Regions from separate parts of the Homo sapiens genome. Here all the other regions are linked to region 1. A link is a contact called in ENCODE Hi-C data. All regions are on one chromosome and are shown on one strand. The core of a region is the stretch at or near the end of the contact, and the rest is flanking DNA. Distances in the headings are between cores, read along the strand shown.

Region 1 (5,648 bases), core at 1,786-4,285:
GTTTTCCTAGGAAACTTCCTATTTTATTACATTTTCAAATGGATTTCTCAAAATATCCTTAGAATTCTCTTGAGTTTTAAATCTTTCTCTCAGTAGTAATGTTCCTTTTTCTTTCTCATGTTGTTTTCTTTCTCTATTTTTTTCAAAATAGACTTTTTTAATTTTAATTTTATTTTTTTGAGACAGAGTCTTGCACTGTCGCCCAGGCTGGAGTGCAGTGGCGCGATCTCAACTCACTGCAACCTCTGCCTCCCGGGTTCAAGTGATTCTCCTGCCTCACACTCCCGAGTAGCTGGAACTACAGGTGTGCACTGCCACACCCAGCTAATTTTTGTATTTTTAATAGAGACAGAGTTTCACAATGTTGGCCAGGATGGTCTCGACCTCTTGACCTCGTGATCCGCCTGCCTTGGCCTCCCCAAGTGCTGGGATTAGAGGCGTGAGCCACGGGCACCCAGCCTTTAATTTTTATTTTAAGTTCTGGGGTACGTGTGCAGGATGTGCAGGTTTGTTACATAGGTAAACGTGTGCCATGGTGGTTTGCTGCACCTGTCAACCCATCACCTAGGTGTTAAGCCCAGGATGCATTAGCTATTTTTCCTAATGCTCTCCCTCCCGCCACCCCACCCCCAACAGGCCCCAGTGTATGTCGCACCAGGAAACCAAACAAATTGTGTGACTCGCTTTATTGTAGTGGTCTAGAACCAAACCCTAAATATCGCTGAGGTATGCCTGTGTTTGTATAATACTATTGTTATGGAAATAAAAGGGTCTCAATCCAGACTCCAAGAGAGGGTTCTTGATCTCATGCAGGAAAGAATTCCAGGTGGGTTGTAGAGTGCAGTGAGAAGAGATAGTTTATTGAAAGCTACTCCACAACAGAGTAGGGTGTCCTCAGAAAGCAAGTGGAGGAACATCTGTTAAGCTTTTCTTATATAGGGGTCTTGTCTATGTAAAGACTAAAGTAAGCTGTGCCTATGCGTGGGTGGCCTGACATTATGACAAAATTTATTATTCTATTGATTTAAAGAAAACTATCCCTGACATTTTAGTAAGTACATCAAAGTATAACTATAATGATCTTGAAAGCATTTATTGTTATGGGTATTGGACATCTGGACTTTCTGTTGTTCTAGGAGTTTGTCTTTGCAGGCATTACAGGGCTGCTTCCTTCGCTGTAAACACATTAGGACCATGAGTTGTGACTTGCAATGAATGTGCCTTGCTAGTGTCAAGATGGAGCTGAACTTAAAATGGTGTCACTCTGGGTCTCCTAGGTTTCATCTTCCCTAACACTATGACCACACCTGCTGTCTTCTTGATGTTTCCTTGTAAATGTTTTTAATTCCTTTCTTTTTAAATTAGAAATTTACTATGAAAATTTCACACAAATACTATGGAAGAGAACATTATAATGAGTTCTGTCTACTTATCACTCTGCTTTAACATTTATCAACATTTTCTTTTGCAATACCATATACCCCTTCTCAGTGGAGTTTTTTTTTTCTCAGTGGAGTTTTTAAAGCTAATATTATTCCACCCATAAATATTTCCACACGAATCCCTAAAAGTTAAGTCATCTTCTTTTTAACAGAGCTGCATTACTGACAAAATCAACAGTAATTCTTAGCCCCTTGGTAGAAATTGTGTGTTTACTAACGGACTTCCACAGATGTTTCCTTAGACCGTCCTTTCGGAGAAGAAAGAAAACCTGAGATCAGCAGAGTCTAATTCTCTAAACATATTTTTAAGCCGAGTCCCAGAGACAGACATAACTGGCCTGAAGGCATCCAGCATGCCCACATCAGAGTGTAGGTTCAATTCCCTGAAAACAAGTTTCCCACCTGCTGGAACTGAACACATTGGGTAGTAATTTCCCACCACTGTTCAGGTAGAACTTCCTGTCAGAAGCTGAGCTGTGAATCATGTTTAGGAGTTCACCAAGTGAAAGGAATTGTATCTTTACAACTCCTCATCCACACCCTCCAAAAAGGGGAGTAAGGAGGTTTCAGAATTTCCACAGAGGAGAAGCTAAGGGTCAGAGACTGCACTTAAAGCTTCATTGACATGGTAAGGCGATTGTTATTAATTATATTTTAACTTCAAGGTAAATAAAAACAGTCTTCTTTAGGTGCTTTTAGTAACACGTTGGCCATACTAAAGACTATTAGTGTTGTTATTATTGCTGCCTACTATAGTTGCACTTGAGGTATTTAGTGTGGAGGGTAATGGGTGATTCAAATCTCTATTCACCTTCCCACCCGACCCAGCCCTTCAGAAGGGGACGCCCGGACTTCTCCTCCCTCCTCTGGTGGTATCTCCCAGGAGAGGATTGTATTAATACTATTGGACTTCTACCCTATTTCCCAAGGCGGTTTCTCCCATTAAAAGTTGTACCACTCTTCCTGCAGCCTACTACTCATTCAGATGTCTCTCAGACTTTCAGGGTGGTTTCACTCAAGAGATGACTCCCCTAGTGACCTTTCCACCTTTTCCCTGAATGGCGTCTGTAAAAAATGGACTGTACTATCCTGATTCCTCCTATCATCTGCCTGTGGTTTCTCCCAGGATCCCCTTCACTTGGTGATTTTTCCCTGGCTCCTCTATTCCCTGGTAATTATTATCCTCAGTGTCCTGTATTCAGAAAGGTAACTTAGCTTTTCTAAATATAACATACAGCACCAGACCCACATTTCCAGTAACTTTCTCCTCCGAAATAGAAGCCTAGTCAGACAAGGGTCACACTCCAGCATCCTATGTAACTATACCTGCCTCGCTCTAGGAAACCCTGCCAGCGGCCAATTCCTCTGCTCTACGGAATGGATATGCTTTCAAAATGGCGGCCCACGCGAATAAACACCATAAGGGCGCGGCCATGTTCTCTGCCGGACAGCGCCACATTACGGAACCTGTGCGCTGTGTCTGCGCCCTGTTGACTGTTCGAGGAAACTGGCTTCCAAGTTTATTCAGAGCATGCGCCATATCAACAGCCTACAAAGGGGAGGTGCTAGAAGTCGGACCGGAAGTGGAAGTGGTCTTCCAAGGCTTTTTTGCCGCTGGTGTCAGGAGTATTTTCATATTCCAATACCGATAAATCTTTGAGGTGATTTTGGTTGATCACGATTGGGGTTTCTGTGGAGCCAGTAATAGGGGGTGTCGAGGTTGCCTGTGGAGTTAGTGATTGCGGTTTCAGGCTTCGGTGATGGGGTTCTGTGGCGTCCGTTGTTGATTGTGACGGATTTCTCAGGTCATTGATGGAGCTCTTTGGGATGAGTGATTGAGGTTTGGGGGTCAGTGATGGGAGTCTGTGGTCAGTGACAGAGCCTGTAGGGTCAGTTATGGTGATCGGTGAGGACTGTAATCAGCTTGCTTTCTAACCTGAGTTGAAAGTTCAGCTTTTTAATTTTCAGTCTTCTTTAATATAAAAATTCTCAAGTTTTGGTGAATCTTTGTATTAAAAATTGTTCAAATCTAAGTGGTTTTTTCTTTGATCCATGAGTTATTTAGAAGTTCCTTTTTAAAGTAATGTCTGTTTAATGGTCAAATTGAAAAATTGCTTTATGACCTAGTTCGTGGTCAGTTTTCATGAATGTCACATCTATTACATAGAAACAGTGTACTATGTTCTCTAATTGTATTGTTATAGATATTAATTAAGCATATATTCAAAAAATATATCTGTCTCCTCACAGATTATTTTGTCTGCTTAATTACAGAGGAAGGTAAAGTACTCAACTCTGGAAAGGTTATTTGTCCATTTGTCCTTCTTTTTCTGCTTTATATATGTGAAATTATTAGGAATAACTATGTGCACTTTTTTTTTTTTTGAGATGGAGTCTCGCTCTGTCACCCAAGTTGGAGTGCAGTGGCGCGATCTCAGCTCACTGCAACCTCTGCCTAGTGGGTTCAACGGATTCTCCTGCCTCAGCCTCCAGAGTAGCTGGGATTAGAGGCACCCGCCACCACGCCCAGCTAATTTTTTGTATTTTTTAGTAGAGACGGGGATTCACCATGTTGGCCAGGCTGGTCTCAAACTCCTGACCTCAGGTGATCTACCTGCCTCCGCCTCCCAGAGTGCTGGGATTACAGGCGTGAGCCACTGCGCCCGGCATATGTGCATTTTTAATACTTTATAGATATGACTAAGTAGCTCAAAATATAACAATTCAAGCTTATACCAACAATTTATAAAATAACTCATTTTCCCAGATGCTTTTCCAGCAGTGGATATTGTTGCATTTTAAAAGTTTTTAAAATTTTGAGGGAAAATTATATCTAATTGCTCCAATGCATTTTCCAGTTACTAAAGTTGGCATCTTATTTGGTTAATTGCCATTTGTTTCCTTTTCTGTGAATTTTCATATCTTTTGTCCTACTTTTTTTTGTGGTATATTTTAACATAAAGTTAGGAAATATCATCTAATCAAAAGTATCTGATTTTTCTGTTACAGAGTCTGTGTTTCCTCTCACGTGTAATAAGATCCCTCCCAGCCCACCACAGTGTTATACACATGTATACTTCTAAAATTTATTTTAATAGTCTTTGTGATTTAACAAATACACATAATTAAGTGATCAGTCCTGCTGGCATTTGCCTACTGAATAGTGTGTGATGGAGATCTAGTTTGTTTTTTTCCAGGTGGCCAGCCAGTTATATCACTGCATTATATCACTGCCATTTATGCAATGAATGTCTTATGCACACTCATTTGAATACCACTTTTATCACATATATAGATCAATATTGTCTGGTATATTTATTGTTTTACTTGTTTTTATTACATTGTTTTTATATTGTTTTAATATCTGATAATGCATGGTAATCGCTGATATGTATTGTATGATTTTTGTGTGCCTGGGAGGTGTTGAGTACTTTACAAGTATTATCTCATTTAATTTTTGTAACTTTGAGATAAGCATTTTCATCCTCATTTCTGAAATTAAAAGTGAAGAAATGGCTGGGCGCAGTGGCTCACGCCTGTAATCCCAGCACTTTGGGAGGCAGAGGCGAGCGGATCAGGAGGTCAGGAGATCCAGACCATCCTGGCCAACATGGTGAAACCTCGTCTTTACCAAAAATTAGCTGGACATGGTGGCGCATGCCTGTAATCCCAGCTACTTGGGAGGCTGAGGCAGGAGAATTGCTTGAACCTGGGAGGCAGAGCTTGCAGTGAGCCGAGATCGCACCACTGCACTCCAGCCTGGCGACAGAGCGAGACTCCGTCTCAAAAGAAAGTGAAGAAACTTCTGTTCTCATAGGTGAAAAGTGTCAGAGCTGCAGTTCAAATCTGCAGTAACATTACTCCATCTCTCATGACTTTTCCCATATTTCACCGTAACTAATACCTATCACAGATTTTGTTAAATTTTATGTTCTCCTCAGCGCTGGTTCTCAAAGTGTGGTCCCTGTACTGACAGCATCAGCGTTTCCTGGGCACCAGTTAGAAACGAAACTTTTTGGGTTCTACTTTAGACCTACTGAATCAGAAACTGTGGAGTAGGCTGAGAATTTTTAACTGTGTTTCATTTAACAGGTCCTCCAGGTAACTTGAATGCATACCCATTTGAGAACCACTGCTTTGGTTTCTAGCTCAGGGACCTGCACCTTGATATATCCAGGAAGTGCTTATGTGTTGAATGTGAAATGA
Region 2 (5,648 bases), core at 1,481-3,980, 7.0 Mb before region 1:
GATGCAGCAAGCTAAAACAAACAATTGTTGTTGGTTACAGGTATGTTCCTGGTGATGGCTGATGGTCATCAACAGAGCACACAGGGAAAACATAACATAACAAACAAACGTAACAACTGGTGAATCTGGGTGTAGAGTATATGAGATTTCCTTACGTTATCATTTTTGCAGCTTTTCTACAAGTTTGAAATTATATTTTTAAAAAAAGTTGGCTGGGCACGGTGGCTCATGCCCATAATCCCAACACTTTGGGAGGCCGAGGTGGGTGGATCACCTGAGGTCAGGAGTTCGAGACCAGCCTGGCAAACATGGTGGAACCCCATCGCTACTAAAAATACAAAAAAATTAGCCGGTGTGGTGGCGGGTGCCTGTAATCTCAGATGTTTGGGAGGTTGAGGCAGGAGAATCTTTTGAACCTGGGAGGCGGAGGTTGCAGTGAGCCGAGATCACGCCATTGCACTCCAGCCTGGGCAACAAAAGTGAAACTCTGCCTCAAAAAAAAAAAAAAAAAAAAAGTTAAAGAAATTAGGAAAGTCATTAATCAGAATAATAACGATGACGAGATGATGACAACTATGGCAATAATATCTAACGTTAATTAACAATAAATAGGTAGCTGATCTTCCCACTTCAGGCAGAAGGCCTCCAGTACAAAAGATGGGAAGGAATCTACTCCCCAAAGCCTGGGAGAAATAGATCTTCAGGACTCTGAGTTTCTCCATTTTGACTCTAGACTTGACAGCTGCCTTCTACTCATGTCATGGTTTTTGCAAAGAAACTTGACAGTTAATATTTAGTGGGAAAGAAAAATCACTGGACTGAGTAGGGTTCTAGTATGGCCAGCTCAGTTTTATCTGTGACATCTGGCAGGGTCAGTTTTCTAGTCCTGAGTTTCCAGATAAGACCTTTTCCTGAGCTTCTCAAACTTTAACATGCATCTCGCTCACCTTGGGATCTTGTTGAAATGCAGATTTCTGGGTCCTATCTGCAAAAATGCTAAATCAGAAGGCCTTCGGTAGGGCTCAAGAATGAGCCTTTCTACCTGGGTGATGCCAATGTTGCTGCTTTGTGAACCACAGTTTGAGTAGTGTTGCACTGTACTCAGTCCCTCTCCCAAAACAGCCCCTAATAAACAGAAATATATACAAGAAAAACTTGACAGAAAGGCACTAAACTATAGTTGTTATCTTTATACCCTAAGGTCATGGGGAATTTACATTTTTTAAATGTATTTCTGTGTTTTCCATGATTATGTGTTACCTCTATATTATTTGAAACAAATAAAACTAATAATTGAGAAAACTATTTTTAAAAACTCTTTTCTTTTTTTGAGACAGAGTCTTGCTCAGTTGCCGAGGCTGGAGTGCACCGGTGTGATCTCAGCTTACTGCAGCCTCGCCTCCTGGGTTCAAGCGATTCTCCTGCCCCAGCTTCCCAAACTCCTGGGATTACAGGTGTTGGCCACCACGCCTGGCTAATTTTTGTATTTTTAGTAGAGATGGGGTTTCGCCATGTTGGCCAGACTGGTCTCAAACTCCTGGCCTCAAGTGATCTGCCCGCCTCAGACTCCCAAAGTGCTGGGATTACAGGCGTCAGCCACTGTGCCCAGCCACTATTTTTTAAAAGTCATAGAATAGCCCAGACCTTGAGCAAAGTCCCCACAGTGAAGTCCCAACCTATTTTCACATGATACTAGCCAGCTGCCTATGGCTCATGCAGAACATACCAAAGAAGACTCAGGTCTAGACTCAGACTGCCTCGGTTTCAATGCTAGCTCTGCCTCCTACTAGCTAGGTGGCTATGAGCAAACAAGTTATGTTCTTATGTCTCAGTCTCCTCGGAAAAAGAGTATCACTTCACAGAGCCACTGTATAGTGGAAAGGTGTTCATTTGTATAAACCCCTTAGAATGGAACTTAGCAACTAACGCTAAATTATAATCACTTCTCATGCCCAAATACATGACCCCACACATTCTCTGATTTATGTGAATAAAACAAGAATAACAACAAGTCTTACTCACATGGGGTTCTGCTGCCTCCTCCTCTGTGCAGTGCTTTTTGAGAAGTCAGGGCTGGGGAAGAAAAACAGGCTATGAAGTAACCAGGATTGTGTCTTCATCCCGGATACATCACAGTGGCATCTCCCAGGACCAGTTAGAAGCAACCCTCTCCTTCCTCAAAAGAGGTCAGGGACAATCCAGCTTCATGGACTCACAGAATTTCGCCACAGAACGGGAGTTTCTAGGAAAATTACAGTAGTATTGGTAATTCACGTGCCAGGCAGTTTTACACTTTTTGTATTACCTCGTTTTCTCTCAAAACATTCTATTAGGAAGTTTTTGCTTTTATTTTCCTTCAGAACAGCAAACGAAGGCACGGGGATTAACTAACTCGCTCAATGTGATACTGTATGAAGTGGTAGGGCTGGCTCATTAGGTGGGGGAGTCACAATGAGGGAGCGAACAGCCCGAGAGACCTTCAAACCCGACGAAGCATCACCCCAGCCGCCCGAAGCCAGTACGCCCCCAATTCTAACAAGCTCCGCCCAGGGAAACGCAAAACAGCATCCTGGCCCCTCAAACCTCCGCTCTTAGCCGCTACTCCTTTTTTTCCCCAAACAAAAGACCGCTAGCTGCTGACCACAAGTGCATTTCGGGGAAGTTTGAAAGGTTCCTGAGAAGCTGACCTGAATCACCAAAGCCAGGGAAAAGATGGCTGCTACGTCGTCTTCCTGGGCGGAAGTGCCTGCGAGTATCAGGAGGACCTGGACTACGCTTCCCAGAATTCCACAGCACTGCCTTCCTCGAGCCGGAAGTGCCTACAACTACCTAGAACGATTGGACCTACAGTTCCCAGGATTCCGCAGGGGAAACATTTACAGCCTTACTGCAGCTGAGCTATGCGCGACTACACGGAACTCCGGACTACATATCACAGAATGCTGGAGTTGGGGGAAAAACAGAACAGTACCGCCCTCCTGGACTACACTTCCGGAATGTCCAAGCCTTCTGATGTGGAAGTGTCCAACTACCTTGAGCTCCTGGTTTTCATTTCCCAGAATCCCTCACTTCTCTTTAGGTATTATTATGGTCTGAGTGTTTATGGCCCCCACCAAATTCGTATGTTTAAATCCTAACTCCCAAGAAGATATTAGGAGGTGGAACCTATGGGACGTGATCAGATCAAGAGGGCAATGCCCTCATGAATAGGATTAATGCTCTCTTATAAGTGGCCTGAGGGAGCTCCTTTGCCTCTTTAGTTATGTGAGGACACAGCCAGAAGGACCATGTATGACTTAGAAAGCGGGACCTCACCAGACACTGAATCTGCTGGCACCCGATCTGGGGCTTATGTGCCAGCAATTTCACTCCTAAGTAAATACCCAGGAGAACTGAAAGATATCCACACAAAAACTTGTTCTAAAAAAGTTCATAGCAGCATTAGTCATAATAGTCAAAAAGTGGAGAAGACCCAATGTCCATCAGCTGATGAGTGGATAAACAAAATGTGGTCTAGCCATATAATGCAATATTATTTAGTAATGTGAATGAACAAAATATTGATTCATGTTATAACATAGATGAACTCTGAAGACATTATGTCCAATGAAAGAAGCCAGACACAAGATACCATATATGGTATGATTCCATTTATATCAAATGTGCAGAATAGGCAAGTCCATAGAGACAGAAAGTAAATTAGTTGTCTCCAAGGCTGGGGAGATGTAGTTGGGAATGGGGAGTGACTGTCAATATGTAGGGTTTTTTTTTTCTTACTTTTTTAGAGACAGCGTCTTGTTATGTTTCCCAGAATGGAGTACAGTGGCTATTCACAGGCATGATCATAGCACACTGCAGCCTTAAATTCTTGGGCTCAAGTGATCCTCCCGCCTCAGCCCCCTGGGTAGTTGAGACTACAGGCATGCACCACCACACCCAGCTCATGTAGGGGATTTCTTTTGGGAGCAGATGAAAGAGTTCTAGGATTAGATAGTGGTAATCATTACATAATATTGTGGATCTTTTCAAAGATAGAAAAATGTTATGTGACAATATCCCCTAAAGCGTTAAAATGTAGCTAAACTCAAAGCTAAGACAGGGAAATCCCAACGGCCAAAGATGAACAGGCAAGTTAGGCCCACAGATGAAAAAACTGAATGATCCCACAAGGGCTGGGCATACTAGGTAAGAGCTAAGGAATTAATCTTGTGTGTGAATGGGAGTTAGAGTAGCCATGCATTTTGGGAGACATGAACTATACAATATTACAAATGAAACAGTTCTCTCCTCTTGACTGTGAACAAACAACAACCAACCAAAAACAAAGCCAGATAGCTCCCAGCTTCTACAGCTGTCTTGTGACTAACCTGAAAACTCTGGTCATGAGGAGGGTAGATGTAGACTGTACCTACAGTCTTATCAGTTATGGGGCAGAGGGGCAAGAAATTATTTGGTTTAGTCTACTGGTTTTGGTTACAAATTACCTTGAAGGAAGATGACCTAATGTGGTATCTGGTGATACAAAGAAAGAAAAAGAAAGAAAAGAATATAGGTACTGGATTTCTGAAGCCCTTTGTTCAGAAAAGAGTTAACATAGGCCTGAGACTGTTGTACTTAAAAGGCCTGCTTGCAACATGCTATAGTTTGATGGTGTTCCCTTGTTAAAACTTAATCCCTTCTTGCTTTTTCATCACTTCCACCATATGAGGACATAGCATCTGTCTCCTCCAGAGGATGCAGCAACTGGATGCCATATTGGAAGCAGACAGCAGCAGCCCTCACCAGATGTTAAACCTGCCAGCATCTTGACCTTGGACTTCCCAGCCTCAAGCACTATGACAGATAAATTTATATTGTTTATAAATTACCTAATCTGTGGTATTCTGTTATAGCAGCGCAAGATATAAGGTTAGCCCTTGACTGGTATCTGGGAACTTGAATTTCAGGAGGATTTCCACAATTCTCTGATGAGAGTGGCTCACCATGCCCCGGCTATTTGTATAATGTGATTTATGCTGAATTCCTTCTGGGAATCTAGAATTTTGGCCCAAGCTGGCCTATGTGACCAGTTCCAAAACAAAACACAACGTAGTGCCTAGGGCACTAAGTCTCCATTGAGCTTACTGGGTAGACATTTCACATGTTTCAATGCTGAAAAAACAGTACATCATGAATGATTCTACAGGGAGTGGATTATTGGAAGCCTGTACCTGATTTCTTCTGGACTTCATCCCATGCACATTTTCCCTTTGCTCAACTGACTTGGTATCTTTTACTACAATAAATCATAGTGACTATGATAACATAGGGTGTCTTGAGTCCTCCTAGTGAATTACAAGAATGTGAAGGTGGTATTATCAATCCCCAGCATACCATGCACATTGAGGTAGCATGGACCTTAATGAGTAGCAAGCATCCAGTGAAGGTATACTGAAGAAAATCAATAGTGGAAAAAAGTCTCCCCAGTTAGATATAATTTATTGAGTAAAGCCCTTTAATCCAGCAGTTCACAACCTTTTTGGCACAGGGGACCAGCTTTGCAGAAGACAATATTTTTCCACAAGGTGAGGTGGGGGGATGGGGATGGTTTGGGGATGATTCAAGCACATTACATTTATCATTTTATTTTCACAAGGAGCGAGCAACTT
Region 3 (5,648 bases), core at 1,154-3,653, 7.0 Mb before region 1:
CTGAGTCCATATTGATAGAATATTTACTTTTGAATGAATGAATAAGCAAACAGGGGAACAGGGGATGCTGGTCTTTACAGTATGTTGCCCACTAACAAGTATATCTACTCATAAAAATTAATTTTATTTTATTTTAATTTATTTGAGACAGAGTTTTGCTCTTGTTGCCCAGGCTGGAGAGCAGTGGTGCAATCTTGGCTCACTGCAACCTTCTCCTCCTGGGTTCAAGCGATTCTCATGCCTCAGCCACCAGAGTAGCTGGGATTACAGGCGCGCACTACCACATGTGGCTAATTTTTGTATCTTTAGTAGAGACGGGTTTTCTTTTTTTTTTTTTTTTCTTTTTCTGAGACAGAGTCTTGCGCTGTTGCCCAGGCTGGGGTGCAATGGCGCAATCTCGGCTCACTGCAAGCTCCGCCTCCCGGGTTAACACCATTCTCTTGCCTCAGCCTCCCAAGTAGCTGGGACTACAGGTGCCCGCCAACACGCCCGGCTAATTTTTTGTATTTTTAGTAGAGACGGGGTTTCACCATGTTAGCCAGGATGGTCTTGATCTCCTGACCTCGTGATCCGCCCGCCTCGGCCTCCCAAAGTGCTGGGATTACAGGCGTGAGCCACCGCGCCCGGCCAGAGACGAGTTTTTGTCATGCTGGCCAGGCGGGTCTCAAACTCCTGGCCTCAAGTGATCCACAGGCCTTGGCCTCCCAAAGTGCTGGGATTACTCGGGCTGTGACCCTGAGTGCCTCAGTTCCATAACTCAGGACTCAGGCATGACCCACCATGCCCTGCCCTCTTATACTATTTTTGCAACTTTTCTATAGACTTAAAATTATATAATTACTGTGTTAAAGTTTTTTTAAAAAATCAGGAAATAGTCATAGGAGAAATAATAATGAGAAGAATAAGAATGAGCATGATAGAATATGGCAGGTCACTAGTTTATTATCTCTTTATCTGGAAATTTCCATGGATAAGCAGATAAATAGAAAAACATTGAGAAATGTATAATAAAAATTTTGTAAAACATTTATAAGTAATATAAACATGGAACCACTAAAACAAAATGCATTAGAAATTTAACCATTACTATCTTTACATCCTGATTTCATAGGTAATTACAATTTTTGTATCTTCGTATTTCTGTAATTTCTGAATGCTTCACAGTGATACGGTTCTATTAGAATGTGAAATATTTGTAATAAATGAAACAAAATAGTTGACAGTTTTTAAAAACTGAGAAAACTCCAAGGCAATTAGCCTTGCTCTTAAGGTCCTTTAATCAAGTTCTAACTTACTTTCCCCACCTGAGTACAGCTAGTTCCTCTGCCTCAATGAGAATATATCCAAGAGATGATCAACTCGGGCTCTGACCCTGAATGCCTAGGTTCCAACCCAAGTTTCACCTCTTACTACTTGGATGACCAGTACCTCTCCACAGAGTCACGTTGCGGCTTAAACGTATCTAATTGTATAAATCCCCTAGAATTGAAGTTAGCAATTAAGGCTTAATTATTATAAATGCCCATGCCCTATTACACATGCTACAAAGATACAGTCTCTGTAAAAGAAAAATGACAAGTCACACTCACGTGGAGCTTTGCTTTCAGTAGCCAAGAAGTCAGTCCGCGCAGTCCTTTTTCAGGCTGGGGAAGGAGAAAGCTGTGAAACATCCTGACTGGGTCGCTGTCCCTGAGAAAAGTTAAATGCTCCCCTCCCTTCGTGGAAGTGGACGCAACCCTCGCCTGCCTAAAAAGAGGTCAGAAGGCGTCCGGGATCGTCCAGCGTCCTGCAGGGATCAGAGATAAGGGCTGAGGCCCCTGCTGCTGGAGCTCTGACCCCACCGGGGGACCTAACAGGTTTCGTGGGAAAGTAACAAGAAACCACCACTCACCAAGTGACAGGGACTGTTTGTGTTGTGTAACCTATTCCAGTTACCAAAACGATTCTACAAAGATGGTCCTAACGTCCCCATTTTAAAGAACAGCAAGGAGAGGCCCAGGGAGATTAACACGCCAACCTTGCACTGTAAAAAAGTGACTGCGCGCCTGGAGTGCAGGGAGGCGGAGTGGGCGAGCTCAGAGCCCCGGAAACCCTCAAACCAGGCGAGACGCGACCCAACCAAGTCCCAATGCCCCCCGCCTCCCGCCGCGGGACACGAGGGGAGCCCCAGCCCAAGAAGGCTCCGCTGACACAACAAAAGCCGCCGCCCTCGCCCCACCAAACCTCTGCTCTCCCACGAGGCTTCTTTTCCCATAACCGGACCACCAGGTCCCAGCGAGCCCCAATCTTAAGTCCCTGACATTAGGAGGGGCCCGCGAGTCGCGGAACTGGAAGAAACTACCGTGGAATGTGCCGTGACAATCGCCCCCTCTTCCCTGGAGCGGAAGTGCCCGCGACTCCACTGATTGGCGGGACTACATTTCCCAGAATTCCCCGGATCCCCCTGCGTGGGTCAAATGGACCACGACTCCACTGAGCGTTTGGATTACACTCAGAATGCTGAGGGAAAAACGTTCAGAATCTCACCCTTCAGGGAAAAGCGATGGGACTCCGCGGTGCTCCTTGCCTACGATTCCCGCACTGCCCATGGGGAACGAATCCTATATCGCTGAGCGCTTGGTAGGGAATGTGGACTGTGACCCTGAGAGTCGTCCTTCCCTCTGCCTGAGTCCTTGAGCGAAAATATTGAATAGACAGCAATTCCTGAAGTCTAAACGCCTCCCAGGACTACGGAGGATTATTGGAAAGAGAACAAGCGAGGAGATACAATCTTCAAGGACTAAATGGGGAATGACTTTTTAGGGGTCAGTAGATGATTGATGATTGATTACTATAAACTGATAATATGAGGCCAAAACTAAAAGTTGGAAGAGTGAGCAAGTACAATGGTTTGGGAGAGGCAATGAAGAACAAAGAAGGTGCCAGCCCCTACTCCAGACGCTGTGGTACCACTGGTTTGGCAGGAAAAACAATCATCATTTGAGAGGGCCAGTGGGGAAGCCCTGTCCTCATGGAAAAGCTATCTTCTTTCGTTTACACTTTTCATGGTATTATGTCTACTGAAGAGGTAAAAACACCAAATTTCAGAGAAGCTCTTAAATTGCCCAATACTTCAAAGCAAGTATAACTGGTGAAGCGCTTGGCATTGATGTCAGACACCCAATGCCTATGATTTATTTAATGCAGTAGCATTAAGGAGGATCCTATACGTGAAGGAACATATTTTATTTTCTTCCTTTATATTTTTTGGTTAAAATATCGTCATTATAGTTAGCAATTTGGAATCTGGCTTACATTGGTTGATACAAATAAATAATAGAATAAAGCAAAATCAGAAAAAAACCCATCTAAAATCTTTCTTCAAGATAACCAGGGGCTGGGTGCGGTGGCTCACGCCTGTAATCCCAGCACTTTGGGAAGGCCAAGGCGGGCGGACCATGAGGTCAAGAGTTCGAGACCAGCCAGGAGAACATGGTGAAAACCCATATCTACTAAGAATACAAAAATTAGCCGGGCATGGTGGTGCGTGCCTGTAATTCCAGCTACTCGGGAGACTGAGGTAGGAGAATCGCTTGAACCTGAGAGGCAGAGGTTGCAGTGAGCCGAGATCATGCCACTGCACTCCAGCCTGGGCGACAGAGCAAGACTCTGTCACGGAAAAAAAAAAAAAAAAAAAGATAACCAGATTTTTTTCTCCCCATAAACATACATTGGCCTATTGATATGGTTTAGATCTGTGTCCCCACCCAAATCTCATGTTGAAATGTAATCCCCAGTGTTGGAGTTGGGGCCTGGTGGGAGGCGATTGGATCACCGGGGAGGTTTCTAATGGTTTAGCACCATCCCTCTAGTGCTGTTCTCCTGATAGAGTTCTCATGAGATCTGCTTGTTTAAAATTGTGTAGCATCTCACTCCTCGCTCTTTTCCTCCTACTCTGGCCATGTGAAGTGCTGGCTCCCTAGTCGCCTTGCAGCATGGTTGTAAGTTTCCTGAGGCCTCCCCAGAAGCTGAGCTGATGCTGCCATGTTTCCTTTACAGGCTGCAGGACTCTGTGTGAGCCAATGAAACCTCTTTATAAATTACCCAGACTCACGTATTTCTTTATAGCAATGGGGGAATGGACTAATACACTTATCAATCTATATTTTTGTTTTTTAAAAAATGAAGTCTCACATTCTAGATTCATTTTATAAACTAAAAAAATACCTTTTCACAATTGTGTTTACATAAAAACAAGGTTACTATGCTAACCACACAATGCCACACATCCCCCTCTTTGAAAATTGACTGACTGCTATTTCTATACTAGTTACAGCTGTATTGTTGCTCTAGTCGGCCCTTCCAAATGACAAAATTTATTGAGATGCTCCATCTCGGCCAGGCGCAGTGGCTCACGCTTGTAAACCCAGTACTTTGGGATGCCAAGGCCAGCGGATTACTTGAGGCCAGGAGTTTGAGACCAGCCTGGCCAACATAGTGAAACACTGTCTCCACTAAAAATACAAAAAATCAGCTGGGCGTGGCATGGTGATACATGCCTGTAATCCCAGCTACTCAGGAGGCTGAGGTACAAGAATCACTTGAACCTGGGAGGCCGAGATCACGCCACTGCACTCCAATCTGGGTGACAGAACGAGACACTGTCTCAGAAAAAAAAAAAAAAAGTGGAAGGGAGGGAGGAAGGAAGGGAAATGCACTCCAGCTGAGTGACAGAGCGAGACTCTGTCTCAGAAAAAAAAACAAAAAAAAAAAGGAAGAAAAGAAAGAAATGTAAATCAGTCAATATCTTCTAAAAAATTTAAAATTATTTTTTCCAGGGTTATATTTTTAACATTTTGATCTTCAGCGATTCCAACATTCAAGATTATGTCTTTCTGGATTATGATCAATTTCTGTCCTTAGTGCATGATCTCAGGATATACCAGATACTAGTTTTTATCCATTACTGGTGCTGCTAAACTTGAACAGTTGATTAAGGGGTTTCTCTCCAGAATTCTGCACTCTAAAATTATTTTTCCCCTAAAAAGTTACTACTATCTGGTGAAAAACTGAGATACTCCAACTCATTCTATGTTGATTTTTTGGCATTATGCTCTAAGAAAAAGCTTTCCATCTATATTATTTATTTGTTTATACCAGTGTGGATTTGTGAATTCTTGTTATATTAATGAGTTCACATCTACTACTGTTATTATGTATTTTGATTCTCTGGTTGTCTCAGATTTTGCCAGTAAAATCCTCTTCAAGCAGTCCCCTCTTGCCTTCTGGCTCCTCCTGTTCATCATGATATGAGCTCTTTGTGCACTGGTTTACTTTCTGATACTGTGTGTTCCAAGTTCATTAGGTATTTTTCAAGTTCATTGGGTATTTTCCCTACCCTAGCCATGAGATCAGATATTTCTCCTAGGACTTCTGGTTCCTATTTGTGGAAAATGTAGTTAGAAACAAAGAACTGAGTGCTAGGTATGATCGCTGCTACCTTAGTGTTTTTTATTCTTGACCCTCTCAGCTGACAAAACTAGCAAATATATACTTTTTTTTTTTTGAGACGGAGTTTCCCTCTTGTTGCCCAGGCTGGAGTGCAATGACGTGATCTCGGCTCACTGCAACCTCTGCCTCCCAGGTTCAAGAGATTCTCCTGCCTTAGC
Region 4 (5,648 bases), core at 163-2,662, 6.9 Mb before region 1:
TTTGTAATTATTTTTTAGTAGAGATGCGGTTTCACCATGTTGGCCAGGCTGGTCTCGAACTCCTGACCTCGTGATCCGCCCGCCTGGACCTCCCAAAGTGCTGGGATTACAGGCGTAAGCCACCGCGCCAGGCCCATTTTGTTCTTAATAAAGAAAAATAGAATGCTGTACAATGACATGGTTCTATAAGAATACAAAATATTTGTAATGATTGAAACAAAATAGTTGACAACATTTTTAGAAACTCAGAAAATTTCAAGCCCCTAAGTCTTGCTTTCCCCACCTAAGTCCAACTAGTTCCTCTGCCTCAGTGACAACGTATCCCAAGAGAAGATCAAATCAGGCTCTGACCCAGACTGCTTAGGTTCCAACCCCAGCTCCACCTCTCACTAGTCGGGTGCCTATGCGCTCTGTGTCTCACTTTCGTTTTTAAAATAGAAAAAAGCAATACTTCTCCACAGAGCCACGGTGTGGCGTAAATTTATTTGTATAAAGCCCTTAGAATGAAGTTACTAATTAAGACTTAATTATTATCGACCCCCATGCCCGAGGACACAACCTATACACTCTCGGTTGGGGTGAGCATCTCGGTCAAAGAGCCAAGGACCACTCACGTAGAGCTTTGCCCTCAGAAGCCAAGAAGTCCCTCCCTGCAGCTCTTCTGGAAAGGTCGGGTTGGGGAACGAGAAAGCTGTGAAACACCTTGACCGCGTCGCCGTCCCCCATAAAAGTTAAATGCTCCTTTCCCTTCATGAAAGTGGACGCAACCCTCGCTCTCCTAAAAAGAGGTCAGAAGGCTTCCGGGATCATCCAGCGTCCTGCAGGGATCAGGGAGAAGGGCCGAGGCCCCTGCAGCTGGAGCTCTGACCCCACCCGGTCCTTCGTGGGAAATTAACAAGAGACCACCAGTCACCAAGTGACAGGGACTGCTTTAAGGCTCTCATTTGTGTTACCTCTTCCAGTTCCCAAAACGATTCCATTAGGATGGCCCTAAAGTCCCCATTTTAAAGAACAGTAACGGGAAACCCAAGGAGATTAACACCCCAACGTTATATCGAGAAGAAGTGGCCACGCGCGTGGGGTGCAGGGGGCGGAGTGGGCGAGCTCAGAGCCCCGGAAACCCTGAAACCAGGTGAGACGCGACCCAACCAAGTACCAATGCCCCCGGGAAGCGAGGACAGACCCAAGCCCAAGAAGGTGCCACGGACGAGAACGCAAACAGCGGCCCTTGCCCCTCCAAACCTCTACTCTCCGACGAGGCCCCTTTTCCCCTAATTCGATCACCAGTTCTTTGAGGATCCAATGCGTAGGTCCAGGAAATTCAGAAGGGCCTGCAACGCGCGGAACTGCCCCAAACTATCGCGGAAAAACTGCAGCAACCTCAGTCCCCGAGCGGAAGTGTCCGCGACTCCACCGAATGTTTGGACTCCACTTCCCAGAATTCCCCGGGACCCGCCAGCCGGAGCCAAACTGACCGCGACTCCACTGAGCGTCTGGACTACACTTCCCAGAATTCCCTGGGACCCAACTGCCGGAGCTAAACCGACCGCGATTCCACTGAGGGTCTGGACTGTACTCCTGCAGCATTACACTCAAAGGGAAGTGTTGACGACTACTGGGAAGCCCTTGACCACTCTTCCCACGGGGAACGAATCTCGTACCCCCGAGCGCCTGTTGGGAAATGTGGACTTCTACCCTGAGAGTCGTCCTTCCCTCTCCCTGGGTGCCTAAGAGAAAATACCGTATAGAAAGGAATTCCTGAAGTCTAAACCCCTCTAGTGAGGACAGGAGTGTTACTGGAAAGGGAACAAGCGAGATGATACACTCTTCAAATAAGTTTTGCCAGTGGTAAGAAATGGCATGTAGTTTTAATTTATAACTCTTGTAAAGATGGCATATTCTTGCATATTTTCAGGTGTCATTATTACATTTTTTGTAAATTGTCCAGATGTTTTGCCCACTTTCTTATTGAGTTTTTGGTTTTATCCCTCACTTTTCAAGCACTGTTCTTATATTCATGATATTAACATTTTATCTCGCAAATATTTTCTCAACAAAAACGTTTTTTTTTATTGTTTTATCTATGCAAAACATTTTAATGTATTTTATTATTTAAAACATCTCTATTGAGGTGTAATGCACAAAACGTGAAATTCACCATTTTAGGATATATGTAGTACAAATAAAAAGTTAGGAAACATTTTCATCACCCCAAAAACCCCATACCCACTAAGCAGTCACTGTCTAACACTAATCTCTGTCCTATTGAATTACCTATTGTGGACATTTCATATAAATGGAATTATACATTATGGAACCTTTTGTTTCTGACACCTTTCACTTAGCATCCTGCTTCTTTTTTTTTTTTTTGAGACGGAATCTCAAAAAAAGTGCCAGGCTGGAGTGCAGTGGCACGATCTTAGCTCACTGCAACCTCCGCCTCCCGGGTTCAAGCGATTCTCCTGTCTCAGCCTCCCGAGTAGCTGGGACTACAGGCGCGTGCCACCACGCCTGGCTAATTTTTCTGTATTTTTAGTAGAGACGGGGTTTCACCGTGTTAGCCAGGATGGTCTCGATCTCTTGACCTCGTGATCCTCCCGCCTCGGCCTCCCAAAGTGCTGGGATTACAGGCGTGAGCCACCGCGCCCTGCCAGCATACTGCTTTTAAAGTTCATCCACATCACAGCATGTACCAGTACTTCATAATATTTTATGTTTCTACTACGATTTGTTTTTTTTGTTTGCTTTGTCTTGTTTTGTTTTGAGGTGGGGTTTCCCTCTTGATGCCCAGGCTGGAGTGCAATGGCACGATCTCAGCTCACTGCAACCCCCGCCTCCTGGGTTAAAACGATTCTTCTGCCTCAGCCTCCCAAGTAGCTGGCATTACAGCCATGCGCCACCACACCCAGCTAATTTTTTTGTATTTAGTAGAGACAGGGTTTCACCAGGTTAGTCAGGCTGGTCTCGAACTCCTTACCTCAGGTGATCCGCCCACCTCAGCCTCCCAAAGTGCTGGGATTACAGGCTTGCGCCACAATTTGTTTATCCATTCATTGATTGAGGGACATTTGGGTTCTTTCCACCTTTTGGCTGTAGTCAATAGTGTTGCTACAAACAGTGGTGTACAAGTATTTGTTTCATCACCTACTTTCAATTCTTTGGGGTATATACCTAGATATGAAATTTAGTGATTCATATGGTAATTCTATGTTGGGAACCACGAAACAATTTTCCACAGCAACTGCACCATTTTTACATTCCCACCTTCAGTGTGTGAGGGTAGTAATTTCTCCACATCCTCTCCAATACTTATTTTGTATATATGTATGTATAAAATATATATGTATATGTATATGTGTGTGTGTATAAATTGAAAACGGGGTCTCCCTGCGTTGTGCAGGCAGAATTGCAGTGGCTATTCACAGACAACATCTCACTACTGATCAGCATGGGAGTTCTGACCTGCTGTGTTTCCACCCTGGGCCAGTTTACCTCTCCTGAGGCAACCTGGTAGTCCTCTGCTCCTGGGAGATCACCATGTTGATGTCGACTTAGTGTGGACACCCAGTGGGCATAGCTCACTACACCTCAAAACTCCTGGGCTCAAGCGATCCTCCTACTTCAGCCTCCCAAGTAGCTGGGACTGCAGGTGCCTGCCACCACATCGGCTATTTTCTATTTTTAAAGATGATAGCTAACATAGCTGTTGTAAAATGGCATCTCATTATTGGTTTGATTTGCATTTTCCTAATGACTAATAGTTGAGCATCTTTTCACATAATTGTTGGTAACTTGTATATCTGAAATTTCTATTTGTATCTTTGCCCATTAGAAAATTGGGTGGTTTCTCCTCTTGTTATTGAGTTGTAAGAGTTCTTTCTTTCTTTTCTTTTTAAGAAACAGAGTCTCTCTTTGTTGCCCAGGCTGGAGTGCAATGGTACATCACGCCCCACTGCAGCCTTGACCTCCCAGGCTCAAACAATCCTTCTGCCTCAGCCTCCTGAGTAGCTGGGACCACAGGCATGGGTCACTATGCCTGGCTACCTTTGTTTTTTGTTGTTGTTTTTTGTTTGTTTGTTTGTTTCTTGTAGAGACATGGTTTTCGCCATGTTGCCCAGGCAGGCCTCAAACTCCTGGGCTCAAGTGATCCACCCATCTCAGCCTTCCAAAGTGCTGGGATTATAGGTGAGAGCCACCTCACCTGGTCTAAGAGTTCTTTATATATTCTGATACTAGAAGAATTCATGCTCTTGACAATGTCTCTGTATGCATAGCATTTTTTTTTTTGCTCTAGTCCAATTTATGTGGGGTTTTTTTAGCTTGTGCATATGGTGTCTTATCTAAGAATCCATTCCAAATAAAAAGTCTTGAAGATTAACCTTTATGTTTTATTCTAAGAGTTGTATAGCTTAACCTCTTATATTTAGGTCATTGATCATTTTGAGTTAATTTTTAAGTATAGTGTGAAGTGCGGATCTAACTTCATTATGTTGCATATGTATATATATTTGCCCAGCATTATTTGCTGAAGAGACTATGCTTTCTCCATTAAGCAATCTTGGATCCTTCTTGAAAATCAAGTGACTTTAGATGTATGAGTTTCTTTATGGACTCTAAATTCTATTCCATTACTATAGCTTGGTAGTAAGTTTCGAAATGAAGTGGGAGCCATCCATCATGTTCCTTTAAAAAAGAAAGATTTTGTCTATTTGCCTCCATTACAATTACATATGAATTTATGAATTGATTTCTGCAAAAAAAAAAAAGGCTGTTTGGATTTTGATAGTGATTGCAGTAAAACTGTAGATTGGTTTGGGTAGTACTGTCATCACAAAAATGTGAAGTCTTCCAATCCATGAATGCCTAGACAATAAGCGAATTCAGCATGATCATAGGATACATGATCAGGATACCAAAATTAATTTATATATATTATACTAGCAATGAACACACGGAAATCAAAGTTCATACCTAGATGGAAGTTTGACAAAAGATGTACAAGGGTTGTAAGATGAAAATTACAACACACTGATGAAGAAAATCCAACAATATTAAATGAATGGAGACACATTCCATGTTTGAGGATCGTGGGACTCAATATAGCAAAAATGTTCATTCTCCCCAAATTGATACACAGGGTTAAAATAATTACTATCAAAATTCCAGCAAGATATTTTGTAGATATAAAATTATTCTAAAATTTATATGGAAAGGCAAAGGAACTAGAATATGAGTATGGTTAGGGTTGTCTTCACAGTTGAAAATCTTTCATTTAACCAGAGACATTATAGGGGAGACACTCTGTAAAAAGCTGGTCTCAAACTCTTAGATTCAATTGATCCTTCTGCCTCAGCCTCCCAAAGTGCTGGAATTACAGGTGTGAGCCACCATGCCTGGCCACTTACAAGAGACTTACAAAAGTGAGGCACTAAATTATTAAAGTAAAAATCAATAAATTTCCTTGAAAAATGCCCTGTATAAATGTGATTATTGTATTTTCAGCTTCAGTTTGATTTCACATCACCATCAAAATCAAGGAGCACATAAAAGAAAGCAAGCTTGTTTACTTTTATTTTTATTTTTATTTTTTTGAGATGGAGTCTCACTCTGTCACTCAGGCTGGAGTGCAGTGGCGTGATCTCGGCTCA

The links. A loop is a pair of places that touch in the nucleus more often than their neighbours do. Pooled maps may share reads with other maps.
Region 2: a pooled map shows a loop between it and region 1 (12-fold over the local background). The contact joins the promoter of ZNF226 here to the promoter of ZNF585A in region 1. A Hi-C loop is called at or near these places in 6 of 50 pooled maps.
Region 3: a pooled map shows a loop between it and region 1 (7-fold over the local background). The contact joins the promoter of ZNF234 here to the promoter of ZNF585A in region 1. A Hi-C loop is called at or near these places in 2 of 50 pooled maps.
Region 4: a loop to region 1 is called in a pooled map, with 10 times the contacts of the local background. The contact joins the promoter of ZNF224 here to the promoter of ZNF585A in region 1. A Hi-C loop is called at or near these places in 5 of 50 pooled maps.

What each region holds. Positions count from the first base shown.
Region 1 is chr19:37,170,082-37,175,729 of GRCh38, reverse strand. It overlaps ZNF585A (zinc finger protein 585A), which reads left to right and starts at 3,035. Exons shown (of 5, transcript NM_001288800.2): 1 at 3,035-3,103. RefSeq lists enhancers at 2,809-3,103, 2,945-3,134.
Region 2 is chr19:44,162,182-44,167,829 of GRCh38, reverse strand. It overlaps ZNF226 (zinc finger protein 226), which reads right to left and starts at 2,730. Exons shown (of 6, transcript NM_001032373.2): 1 at 2,688-2,730; 2 at 2,023-2,073. RefSeq lists enhancers at 2,709-2,828, 2,889-3,038.
Region 3 is chr19:44,138,309-44,143,956 of GRCh38, reverse strand. It overlaps ZNF234 (zinc finger protein 234), which reads right to left and starts at 2,403. Exons shown (of 6, transcript NM_006630.3): 1 at 2,224-2,403; 2 at 1,590-1,643. RefSeq lists enhancers at 1,916-1,965, 1,631-2,221, 1,976-2,375.
Region 4 is chr19:44,090,125-44,095,772 of GRCh38, reverse strand. It overlaps ZNF224 (zinc finger protein 224), which reads right to left and starts at 1,412. Exons shown (of 6, transcript NM_001321645.3): 1 at 1,243-1,412. RefSeq lists an enhancer at 1,493-1,602.